Linked DNA regions of Homo sapiens: region 2 is linked to region 1. Evidence: chromatin contacts called from ENCODE Hi-C or POLR2A ChIA-PET data. All regions are on one chromosome and are shown on one strand. Each heading gives the region's core, a stretch centred on a gene start or an enhancer-like site at or near the end of the contact. The rest is flanking DNA. Distances are from core to core; before and after follow the strand shown.

Region 1 (6,368 bases), core at 2,389-4,888:
CTATCAAGCAAATAACAGACAATTTAAAGAAAAGATATTTATTAAGTAAACAGCAGGTTAGTGAACAATTTGGCCAAAAATTATGAAGCTAGCACGTGAATGACTAAAAATTAGAAACACTAATCTACTTCAGCACACAGCTGTTAATCCCTATATGGCCATGTGTCTCAAGTGCTGGCTATGTGTTTTTCAAAGGTCAGCCCCCAAGGGTCAAGTCAGCTTTCTATTGTTAATGTACTCAGGCTAACATTTTCACAATGTCTGAAACAAATGCAAAGTGAAATCATCACACTCTTTTTTGGTTCTAAAATCCTAAAATGACTGGGATAAACTGCAAAATAATCTCACAGAAGGTGTGAATGCACAGAGAGTACCAGGAACTTCAATATCTCTTTTATTAATTAATTTGTAAGCTTCTCAAAAGTAGAAACCTTAGATTTCCTGTACCTTACATTTCCTCCAGAACATGACACAGGCTAGGCCCATCACAAGCATTTAATAAGGACTATTTTTACATAGCAGCTAATAAATTCATAATTGTAATAATCCATAAGCTAAACTGATATACAGAATCAAGGAGATGAAATCTTAAATGATGGAAACATTTGAGATTGCAGTTTAACCAGTCTTACTCTTAGTACTTTATACAGGGATCACCAAAATCTGGGCTCCAGCTCTCTCCAGTCTCCCACAATCTCTTTCTTAATTGCCCCAACTTGAATCCCTTCTTGCAACAGCACTGAAACACTAGTCACTGCAAGGGCACCAAGCTGCTGCCCCTCTTCTTCATGTCCTACTACTATTCTTTAAAACACAGCTCGAACGTCACCTCCTCTGTGAAGCCTTTCTAGATTCCCCCCGGATAAAACAGCACTTCCTTTCCCTGTTTTCTCTCAGTAGTCCAAATGATTTCTACAACCCTAAATGGCATGGCATCTGCAAATACTCATTTGTGTTATTAATTTCTCTCCCCCCACCCAGACTGACATCCTCCAAGACAAAAGAGTATGTTATTCATCTCTGCATATCCAATCCCTACCACAGAACCTAGCACGCAGTAGGTGTTCAATAAATGTTTACTTACCGAACTCATTAATTTCTCTGGCCAGTACAGAACATTGGGCAAGATAAGCCACTACACAGGCTCAATGCTACATTTCTAGTCATTTCAGGTTCTTTTAATTGCCACCTCAAAACATCTCTTTGACGACTGAAAAAGATGGCAATAAGCAAAACCTTTCGAAATTCTTAACTCTTTTTTCTCCCCACTATTCTCCCTTATGCACATTGCCTCAGCAGCAGTATTCCCAAGCAGCTGTTATTACAGAAATTCATATCTCAATGACTTCATATGCCTATACAGGTGGAACGGTACTGGAGGTTCAGAGGTCACTGTGCTTCACTCCTTCTCTAGGTGCGGGAATGCAAGGAGTTACAGAGAAGACACGAAAGCCAGTAAGGAAAAGCAAACATGAATCAGGTTGCCATCTTTGGTCAACATGAAAAAAAACATCTCCTTAATGTGTATAATGGTGATACCCGTGATATAAGCCATTGCCCATGGGCTACCATTTCATTAAGATGTAATGCTATGAATATTTTCCACTCATCTAAAATAGAAGAAAAAGCTTTTATTGTTTAAACCTAAAAAAGAATCAACCGAAACAGAACATTTCCCTAGTCATCTTAAAGAAGAAATGTTTTTTTCAGTCGAGTTTTAGCCAGGCAGTTTCTAATCACCAAAAACTAAAGATATATATTTTTATGCTCAGACCCTACTGACTTCAAAAGAAAAAAAAAATGCTAAAATAGCTTATGTACTACCACAAGTCAACCAAAACATATGTAGCAAAATCGTTATACAGTTGTAATCTGTAAAACGTGTTATAATCCTCCAGCATAGAAAAGAGGATAATGTCAAACCTGACAATTCTGGTCAAATACCCAAAAATTCGTACAATTAAACTCAAAGGGCAAATCTTAGGCATAACAATGTGCATTTTTAAACTTCCCACCTCAACTAACAGTAAATGATCAAGCTTCCCCACAACATCACGGGATAAGATGTAATTTAAGAATGGCATCATCTCCCACATCAGGTCCAATGCCATCTTAGTAGCCAATATATCTACACCGAGCAACGTGGAGGAATCAGAATCATGTCTTGAGATGTCTGGCTGCGTGACAATCCCTCATGATGCTGCAGCTGCTGCTGGTTCTAGGTGCTTATTTTGACATTAAAGCCCAGCAGCCCACTGAAGGTTTTACGGAACCACTCACTTGAAGGGAGTAAAAATGGATGCCCAAATAACTCTTTCGGAGTTCTTCAATGTTAACCGCTGACCTCCTTAATTTCTGATCAGTTACATCACCAGTTCCACTAAAAGTAAAACCTGGAAAGGCAGCCACCTCCTCCAAATGGCTTGTTCACAGACTATCTAGTAGAGAAGACGACTATTAGATTTCAAGGCCGAGGGTGTGGTTATCTTCCCACAGAGGGAATGAGGGGTAGGGGCTGATGAGGACGGGCAGCAAAACATGGGATGGATTATTAGCCCTGGAAGATGAAGTGGGCATTAGTGGGGCAGGAGGTGGTACAAAAAGGGGAGAAGTGAGTACCTACATGAAGAGAGGGTAAGAGAGGGTGAGGGAGGGGAGGGCCCGTGAATTAACGAGTCCGCGCGCGTCGGAGAGAGGCTGGCTTGGGATGTACCTACCCGTCGAAGCGGACGGTGCCAGTCTGCTGAGTCTGCACCCGGTAATGTTCTAAGAGCAAGCGTACCACCTTTGCGTGTCCATTGCGGGCTGCGATGATGAGGGGCGTGGAGCGCTGCCCTCCCTGCTGGCTGACATAGCCAAGCAGATAGCGGATGTCGCTTTCAGACCGGTTGAGAAGCAAGGCGGCCAGAGTCAGCACCTTGCCCTCGCTGGCCGCCTTGTATACATAGCCAGCCAGGCCCTCCATGGCCGCCGCCAACTCCAACACCCGTTTGGTCGCCACCGCTGCAGCTGCCGTGCGCCCCCGGAGGCCGCGTTCGCCAGCGCTTTAAACCTGGGCCCTCACAGCCCATTCAACAGGGCGCCGTCGCCGCCGCCGCGCCCAGGCAGCAGTGCGGCCCAGGGAAGGCGGAGACGCAGAGGAGGCCGAGTGCCGCGAAGGGCACGTCCGCGACCCAGCCCGCGCAGGGAGGAAGGCGGTCAGGGCCGCCCGCCAGGTCCCAGGCGCCGGCCCTGGACCGAGGGGATCTCCATGGCGGACGCCGCCCCGGGCCTCAGGCCGGACCCCTCCTTCCTGCGGGATGCGACAGGCGCGTGCCCGAGCTACGGGTCGCCGGCCGGGTCCCGAGAGGACCTCGCGCACCCCGGATGGCGAAAGATGGGCGCGTCTCTCCTGACCCGGCCCACCCGGCCTAAGGCCTAACACTGCCTCCTCCTGCGCTTTCCGCCCTTCGCCGTCCCTGACTGGAGGAAACCTGCAGGCTCTCGTCCGCCGAGCTCAGAAGTGCCAGGCGCTGCCAACGGCCCCGGAGATCCTCGCGTAGGGGCCCCCGGGGCGATGCGGAACGCTCCCGCAAGAGCGGCGCCGGAACTTGGGCGGGGAGGAAGACGAGCTTTCGCAGACAGGGCCGGGAGGAGAGGGCGGGAGCGGGAGGGACGCTAAGTGGGGTGTCTCCGCCTAAGCCGACCGGCGGGCACACGCGGGCCCGGTAGAGAAAGGTTCTGCTGCGCGTAGTTGGCCCATCCCGTTTGGGCCTGGATGTCCTCAATGTCCTTGACTCCTGGAACCTCCTCCTGGCCCCTAAACGGCCCTGAGGGTCTCCAGCCAGGGAGTGGGGGCGGAGTGAGGGCGCTAAGCTGATGGGCTAAGGAGACCACCCTATTTTACTATAGACGGTGCGGGTCCTGCTTCTGCCCCTGAGCCGGGGTTAGGGAAGGGGTTGCGCGTACTCGGAGGGTCCATTTCAGGAAAAGGGCGGCGTTTCTGAGTTCCCGAAATGTGGGAGGGCTTGAGAGCCACAACACCAGGCTCTGAGAAGGGACTGGAAGTACGGCCTGACTTTCCCGGAGAAAGGGGTTAAGTGTGAGAGAAAGATGGGAGCGAAGGGGAGCTGCGCTCGCGGTGGAAGGAGCGAGGTATCCTGGGAAGGAAAGCGAGTCCCGCGTTCAGACAGAGCAGGAATCTCATCCTGAGCCGGCAGAACCTCCGTTTTCTCACAGACATCACAAGATTGTTGTTAGGATTTGAAACGATCGTTTATCCAATGAATATTAGAGGTCGACTACGTGCCAGGCTCTGCTTAGCACTAGGGATTCAGTAATGGAACAAATAAGTCAACAAATGATAGACAAGATCAGTTGAACTGGTATCATTACCATTTGCTCTGAAGCAAATGAAATAGAATGATGGGGGCACTCATTTAGTTTGGGTGATCAGACAAGACCTCTATGACAAGTGACAAGAACAGACGGTATTCTAGGCAAAGGGGACAGCTAATATAAAAGTCCTGAGGAGGGAACAGTCTGGTGAGCTCGGAAACAGAAAGGTCAGTGTGGCTGCAGCAGAGTGGGCCACAGTAAGAATGATAGATGAAGTCAGAGGATGCAACACACGTTAGGGCCTAATAACCCATAGCAAAGGGTTTAAGTCTACTCTGTGATGGGGGCATTTGAAGGGTTTTAAAGAGGGAAGTGACAAGATGCTATTTGTGTTTTTTAAAAAGATCACTCTGGCTGCTGTATGGAGAATAAACTCTGGAAGGCAAGAGTAGATAGGGGGACAGGCCTTGGATTAGGATGGTAGGAGTGAATGGTAGGTGATGAAGCTTCTGGGACAGTCTCAAAAAACTCAATATGAAAGTGACTTCCTCCCTCTTCCTCCCTTCCCCAAAGGACAAAATTTACCATAGAGAAAGAACAAATGCATTTATGTGGCTCCAAGGGACTGGGCTCGGCTCAACAAGTTCACATACATTATTTTATTTGAACCCCACCATTCCAATTCTAGGAGGTAAAGGCCTCACTTCCATTGCAGCTATTGGTGGAGGTGTGGGTCACTTCTCAAATTCTCTCCATTCTACAGCTCAGCTTTACCCACTTATTGCAGATCCCTACAGAAACACGAGTTATTTTTCTCCTTACCATAAACAAAAACAGCATTGGCAATAAGGGCTGAAGGTAAGATTCTACTGGTAGCGTCTCTGAAATAGCTGATAGAGAAGTGGGGGAAGCTGGCTGGTTTATTTGGGGACTTCAGGGTCATGAAAAAACCCAGTGTTTGACAGGGACCCAGGCTTTTTGGTCTCGGATTCACACATTCAGATGTGTGATGACTTCCTTTTCTGGCTCCATACGGCAAGCATGCACCTCATCTACCATCTGTCTCCTCTCTGCCTTTCTATCTCTCTCTGTCTCTCCATATCTCTAACTCCGTCTCCCTACCACCCTCCCTCTCCTCTGCCAACACACTTTGATTACCTGGGCACAAGCTGACCTGGAGGAGTGCCTGGCTCTTTAGAAAAACCATCTCCTCATAGCCTTTTACCCTATTATGTTCCTGAATCATTCTACATTCTATTCCGAACCAACTTTCTGAAGAAGGTGATGTAAAAAAGTCCAGACACAGGCCCCTTCTTCCAGTTTTGTTTTCTAAGGGAGACCTGATTCATCCAGACTCATTGCTGAATAAGAGACTCCCTTCTTCCTCGTGCCCTCTCTACCTCAGTTTGGTGGTATAACTGGATGGGTACTACAAGGGGTGACTGCTCCAAGGGTCAAGCTAGAGAGGGGCTCAGAACTTGCATTGTGTGGCCTCCATCCCAAGATGGGAATACCTCTTTGCTCCAGCAGCCCAAAGTCAGGAGGTTTGGGCTGCTGTTTTCTTCTGTGTTTATCAAAGTTGCTTCGTATAGGCTTCTGGGCTCCCTTGGTTTCTTAATAGCTATTGGCTGACTGGAGACTATTTAGTTGCTTGTTTACCTGGGCTTAGAGGGTGACGTTTCTGTGGTCAGGTTGTGCAAATCTGGAGAGAGGATATGTAAACAGGACAAGGCTGCTTTCCCAAAGGCCAGGGCCCAGAAATAGTTCCTTGTGCTTCTGACCTATTTCCTCCTCCCTGGACAGAAAGCCACTGAGCAAATGTGCAATAGTAAAACATAACTACAAGTAGCTATATCCTGATGGAGATTGATTTGCTGATGACAACAAACTGCAGCCTTCCACCTGGAAATAAGGCAGGACTGACCTTTCCCCGCACTTTGCTTCCTAGGCATTATAGTGGCCTATGAGCAGAATTTGCCATGCCTTCCATGGAGCATTCTTTTTCCAAGTCAGGTCAATCCAGCCTGCAGCTGTAAGTCAATGAAGTTCCT
Region 2 (6,368 bases), core at 1,445-3,944, 880 kb before region 1:
TTTAATCAGTGTACATCCAGCGCTGTGACACCTAGCAGATAATCAAATATGTGTTGACTTATCAGTCTATGCCTTACTTAGAAATGATGAAAGCTGCTTTTTAGAAAAAAAAAAGTTTCTGAAACCTGCTTAATTTGTTCTTTGTCTTTCTCTCAAAAAAAGGAAAAATAAGATCTGCTTACAGGTTTGGGGGCTGTCATTCCAACCAAATATCTGCTCAAGCAATCAGTTGTGATAGCTGTAAATGTCAACCAGGTATTTTGGTCTGAATAACAACAACAACAAAACTTATTTTAAACCCTTCAAAGTCTTAAATATTGCTGTGCGGGATTCCTTTGTTTTTCAAAATGATGTAAAATTCCAAAATTAAGTACATTATCCCTAATCTGTCTGGTTCTAAGATCAGAAAAAATGACATCTTTTAAAAAAAATTGTATCTAAGAGGCCTGGCATGGTGACTCACGCCTCTAAATCCCAGTACTTTGGGAAGCTGAGGCTGAAGGATCACTTGAGGCCAGGAGTTCAAGACCAGACTGGGCAACAGCGCAAGACCTTGTCTTTAATTAATTGAATAAATAAATAAATAAAATTAGTGAGGCGTGGTGGCACATGCATGTAGTTCCAGCTCCTCTACTGGGGGTGGGGATGGGAAGCTGAACTGGGAGGGCTGCTTGAGCTTTGGAGGTCGAGGCTGCAGTGAGCCATGGTAGCGATGCTACAACCTAGCCTGGAAGGCGGAATAAGTCCCTGTTTCAAAAGAAACAAACCAAAAAACAAGAAAAAAAAAAAACTGACACGAAGAAAAAGACTAAGGCAGGCAAAATTATTTGCTTTGGTATACTCAAATTTGTCTGTTAACCCCAGATTACATATTTACAGAACAGCTCTGAGTACGGACTTCACTGCCTGCCACATTAACTTTCATATACAGGCCTCTGTGATAGAGTAACTAACCAAAAGAAATGTCAGGCAAACACATAGGCTTTCTCACCTATACGCTGTTTTTTTTTTTAACCAATACACATACATACAAGTCATTTTATTTAAATCCCACCTACGCCTACGCTAGTTACCAAAACCTCTGTAATATCCAAGGCTAAATACACTTTTACAATACAATGAAACTGTTAAGCAGAATTCTCTAAAAAAGCTCGATTAACCATCCTTACAGGTCACAGAAAACGTTTTTGCAGAGTTCTAGCTTTGGGATTTCAAATTCCATTGTTTTCTGGAGGCTGAATTTGACGTTATCCCTCTCTACAAATGCTTTTCAAAGGACAGAAAGAAGCCAGACAGAACACGCTTCCCTGCACTATCCGACTCTGCCTAACATTCACTCAGGCAAGACTTCAGAACAGATCTAATCATGCAGGATGAGCAAAGCAGACCACCACCTAGGAAAGCAAGCCAAAATCAGTCTTCCCCACCCTCAACAGATTCCAGTTGCTCAGGAGCTGTATCCACGCTCAACCTGCGGACACCGGCCTCCTAAAGAACCTGCAGACCAAACGCCCACCTAAGGTGCTGCCACTCTAGCTCCCGGAGCTCCAGCGAGACCAGCGCGCCCCCACAGGGATCCCGGGGCAGAGAAAAGAAAACTGCAGAACAAACGCACTGCTTCTTCAACTAGGCAACAACACCGATCAATCCTCCAACTAAGCATTGAGTAAATCTCATCCAGAGAGAAGGAGACCTGAACAAAAACGTTTCAGGATGCTGCCCAGCCTGCGCGGTAGCACCAAAGCCCTCTCCCGCCCTCAGCGGACCCAGCGCCTGCGGAGCCGCGCCCACCCCGAGAGACTGCCCGGGGGCCAGCTAACTCGCCCCGTCGCCCCCAAAAGACTGGAGACCATGCCAAGTTACCGCCCCGCTCCGGGCAAAGCAGAAACCCCGGCCAGACGCTGGTCGCCGCTACACACCCTCAGCCCCCAACAACCCCCCAAGGCGGCCCCGGCCCCAGCGGAACGGATACATCGCTCTCTCACCCGGAGACACCGATGAACAGACCCCTCTCCCCAGAACCCGGACACACTGCTTCTTCATCCCAGCAATGCGAAACGGACGCCCACGCCCGCTCAAAGAACCCCCAAGACCCCGATGATCTGCCTCCAGAGACAAGGTTTACACCGGTGTAAACCTTGCTAAACTGCATTCTCTGCCCCAAAGAGCTCGGGACCCGGGTAAAAAGACCCCTTGTCCCGGAACCCCGCTACACCACCTCCAAGAAGCTCAAGACCCTGATAAATCTCCCTCGACGTCAAAGACCTAGGACCCCGTGTGCCGCCACCCACCCCTACCCCAAGCCGGAAGAGCCCCCAGGATCCCTAATACATTGCCCCCTCACCTCGGGAGCTCCGGCACCCGCTACACCGCCCTTGGGCGCCCGCGCCCGGATCCCACTGCACCGCCTCCTCGCCCCCCGGACTCCCAAACCCCGCCAAGCCTCGCGCCCACCAGGCAGCGCCGCGCAGCCCCCAGAGCCGCCCCCGTCAGGAGCCCGCCTGCTCCGGCTGCTCCGTGTCCCCGCTCCCCGACCGCTCCTCAGCGGAGACGCGCTCCGGGCTTTCTAACCTGAGCAGCGTCGGAGGGCGAGCAGACACGGGAGCCCTGAGGAAGAGAAGGAGACAGCAGAGAAGGGGTGGCTCAGGCCTGCGGTGCCGCAGCTCCAGCCTCTCGGCAAGGAAGCGCTTGTGTGAGGAGAGCCCTCCCGCTCCGCGCGCAGCCGGGAGACCGAGCCACCGCCGTGCCCGCAGCTCTTCCCGCGAGATCCCAGCCACGGCAAGGGGCGGGGCCACGGCGGGGGGCGGTAGCGGCAGCTCCTCGAGTGACAGTCCTGGCAGCCTGTCGGCTGCAGGACGGGCGGCAGGACTCGGAGTCTACTACGACCAATTGTAAAAAAGGAAAGGTGATTCTCCCCGCCCCTTCTCCGCCCCTCTTCTTCTCCGCTCCTCCTTAATAAACTGTGAGCAAAGGTAGTAGTGACCAGAAGTAGTAGGAGGCAGTGGACTTTCGCGGTAAGGTAGCTCGAATGACGTGACGTGCTTGGCTTGTGTGTGGTCCTGCTAGGCCGCCGTAGATACACCTGGTTTGGGGAAGAGGCTGGTCTTCACACCGGTGTAAACCGAGGTGCGGTTACCCTTGGTTACAGCGCTGCCCGAAGTGCGCTGGGGATTCCCATCTTCCAGGTTGAAGGCCCACCCACTCCGGTTACCCGCGTCTAAACCTCCATTTAATTCCTTTCCCCGATTTGGGCCTCTCCTCCCTCTCCACCTCAAACAGGGCACCATTGTTAAGATGCCCATGTTTTCCAAACCCCAACCCAGGACATCTGGTCTGACAAAGAACTCGTCTGATGACTGTATTTATTTCTACATACAGCCTTCCAGAAGAATGAAAAGCAAATCTCGAGTTACCAACATAACAAATTCCAAAATTAATGAAAAGTCGTACCTTTATAGACCCCAGTGCCCAGTAGTATTTGGCACACCCAGGGCACTGAATAATGTGAAAGGAATGAATTAAGACTGTTAAATATATGCAAATCTCGAGTTACCAACATAACAAATTCCAACATTACATGAAAAGTCGTACCTTTGTAGACCCCAGTGCCCAGTAGTATTTGGCACACCCAGGGCACTGAATAAGGTGAAAGGAATGAATTAAGACTGTTATACTTAAATATATTAAATCTGGACCTGGCCCCAGAAAATTCGGCTTTCCTAGCCTTTCCTCTATAATGTGAGCCAGTGGCTTCACCCTTAAATCCAGGCTCTTCATTATTATGCCTATCCTGTACCTTCATTCATCTTACCCTCTTCACTCCCTCACCCACAGCAAGAAGTGCCCTTTCTCCTCAAGGTTAAATCTTGCACCTGTGCCCTGGATCCCAGCCATTCCCAGATTTTATTCAGCTATTCTTTCTTTCCCCATTATTAATTTCTTCCTCTAACCTAAATCTTTCTCCCACAAACATAGTCTCGCCCATCCTTTGAACAGAACAAAGCCACCCAATCTCTTCCACCCAAACTACCTTCTCCTTTCTCCTAGGAATCACACTTCTTGGGAAACATTATATTTGCTGCTGAGCACTGTGGCTCATGCCTGTAATCCCAGCACCTTGGGATGCCAAGGTGGGAGGATTGCTTGAGGCCAGGAGTTTGAAACCAGTCTGGGAACATAATAAGGCTCCCCTATATGCAAAAAATAAAAAACTAGCCGGGTGTGGTGGCACACACCTATAGTCCCAGCTATTCGCGGTGGGGGAGGCGGGGTGCTGAGATGGGATGATCGCTTGAGTGTGGGAGGTTGAGGCTGCAGTGTACTGTGACCAAGCCACTGCACTCCAGCCTGGGCCACAGATTGAGGCCCTGTCTCTAAATAAATAAATAAAAGTATACTTGTTGTCTCCACTTTCTCATCTCTTATTTTTCCCACTACAGCGTTGCTTTTGCTCACACAATCTGCTATTCTTTCAATGGTTACAAAAGACCTCTTACCTTCTAGAATAATGGTCTATTTTGGGGTATCTTTCTCATGACCTCTCTCAGCTTATTGACAATGCTGACATCTCTTCCCTTAGTAGCTGCCTAACTACATTCTCCTGATTCTTTGGCAACTCTTCTTTTTTTTTTTTTTTTCCCTGTCCCTTGTCCTGGTTTGAAAACTTGCATATTTATGTCTCCTTATCTTATAGCCACACCTTGTGCATAATATGAAAAATGGCCACACACAGTTGCACACTTTGAGTGCCAATAAGTGGCTGAGACAAAAGCTGTTAGAAGAGTCCAGAGGAGGAGACATGGCTGTGAGGCTTGAGCTGGGTCATAATGAAACACTACGTTGGCCATATAAATCCAAGGCAGAAACGGAGGCCTTTCAGAGGAGAAAAATAATGTGAACCTGAGCACAGAGAAAAGGATGTGGGCTGAGCCTGGGCTGTAGGTCGACAGGTTTGACAGATAGAAGATTCCTGCAGAGAGTAGCGGGAGGTAAGATTAGAGAAAAATCAAATAGTAAAAGGCCTTAAAAATCAGGCCAAGCCGATTTGACTTGGATTCCATATTAAATGGGGAGCCGGGACCAATTTTAATATTTGTAGGGACCATGAGAAGGCTACACATGGAGACCCACATACCAAATGTCTAAATATGTGAAAGTTAAAAAGCTAACAAATGGAGTACTAAAAGCATTATATCCTTTCACCTTGACAAATGTACTTTCATAACAACTTGGAAGACCCAGTTTGAATTGAGAATTCTGAGACTTCTCAGAGCTCCTTGCTGGAACAAGGCAGGTCAGAGAGAACTGCTCCCCACATGGAGCAGCCTTTACCCTTTGCTTCCCATGGCCCCTTCAGCCCTACAGTGCCAGGTACCCTCCACTCCATGAACGCACTAGCCCACATGTCCAAGCTCTGTCTTCACTTTCTCCCCTCCAAAACAGTCATTTCTTGGCTATTCCACAGGTCCAGGGGTGCATATCTCAGGATCTAGGGGAGAAGCCTATGCAGGCTCTGGAAGTGGCTCAGAGCCATTTGGGCAGGGAATACTGGCTCCTGGGTACCTGATGTGAGGTCTGAAGGGGTACAGTCACCTCCAGGTGGACACATTTCTTGGCTTAATGGACTCCTCAGATGTAGGAGCACAGCTGGGGAAGAGCCAGAGCAGAGCCTTTAAAGGGAAGCCCTGCCTGTCTGCATCTAAAGGTGGTAGCAGCAGAGCCACTGAATTTCTTGGTAGGGTAATGACATGTAGAGTTGATCTATACCTTGAAGTATAAATATGTGCATTTTCTGTTTCCCACACCCTCTGCCTTTGCACGAGTATCTTAATAGCAAGAATGTACTGGAAAGACTCTATCCTTTTCTCCAATGCTCAATTTCATAAATTACACCATTCTATGATTCCCTTGTTAATTAGTGCATCAGAAACCTGGTAGTCTCTAAATGTGAGAAAATAGAAAAGCTATGAAGTGCTCTCAGCCTGGAATCAAGCTTGAAACACTTACATTTGACTTCTAGATAAAAATGCTTTGGAAGTAGAAGCTTTTGGAGAGGCCCATTTGAAGGGTACACAGGCAGTAAGAGTACTCAAAAGGCAGTGAGCTGCCACGGAGGGGGGCACCCCTCTCGCCATCTGTCTTTATGGTGCGATGTTTCACTCTGTGGTCTGACAGTCATGCTCTGTTCCCGCAACCTCTCCATCTGGTACCAAGTGCTCCCTTCCTCATGTTTTGCACTTAGAGCCACCAAGGGGCCAGAACCACTATGGTCTCTGTTTTAGCTATCCAAGCCTAGAATTCTGCCTGTGGATCCTGCACGTCTCTCAGCAGTGCTGCAGATAATTTTAGTGTGAGGCTTTGGCACTTGC

What was found. A loop is a pair of places that touch in the nucleus more often than their neighbours do. ChIA-PET counts read pairs that join two places held with the same protein, here RNA polymerase II (POLR2A). Pooled maps may share reads with other maps.
Region 2: a map of CD8-positive, alpha-beta T cell shows a loop between it and region 1 (11-fold over the local background). The contact joins the promoter of GLCE here to the promoter of FEM1B in region 1. A Hi-C loop is called at or near these places in 1 of 168 maps with a recorded cell type or tissue (CD8-positive, alpha-beta T cell) and 10 of 50 pooled maps. POLR2A ChIA-PET finds 5 or more read pairs at or near these places in 2 of 52 experiments (A549 and GM12878).

The regions. Positions count from the first base shown.
Region 1 is chr15:68,275,015-68,281,382 of GRCh38, reverse strand. FEM1B (fem-1 homolog B) reads right to left here and starts at 3,638. Exons shown (of 2, transcript NM_015322.5): 1 at 2,718-3,638. The coding sequence starts at 2,965. RefSeq lists enhancers at 2,799-2,998, 2,741-3,642 and a silencer at 3,029-3,358.
Region 2 is chr15:69,156,961-69,163,328 of GRCh38, reverse strand. GLCE (glucuronic acid epimerase) reads right to left here and starts at 2,694. Exons shown (of 5, transcript NM_015554.3): 1 at 2,572-2,694. It also overlaps the pseudogene LOC100421574. RefSeq lists silencers at 2,315-2,424, 2,625-2,834 and an enhancer at 2,532-3,032.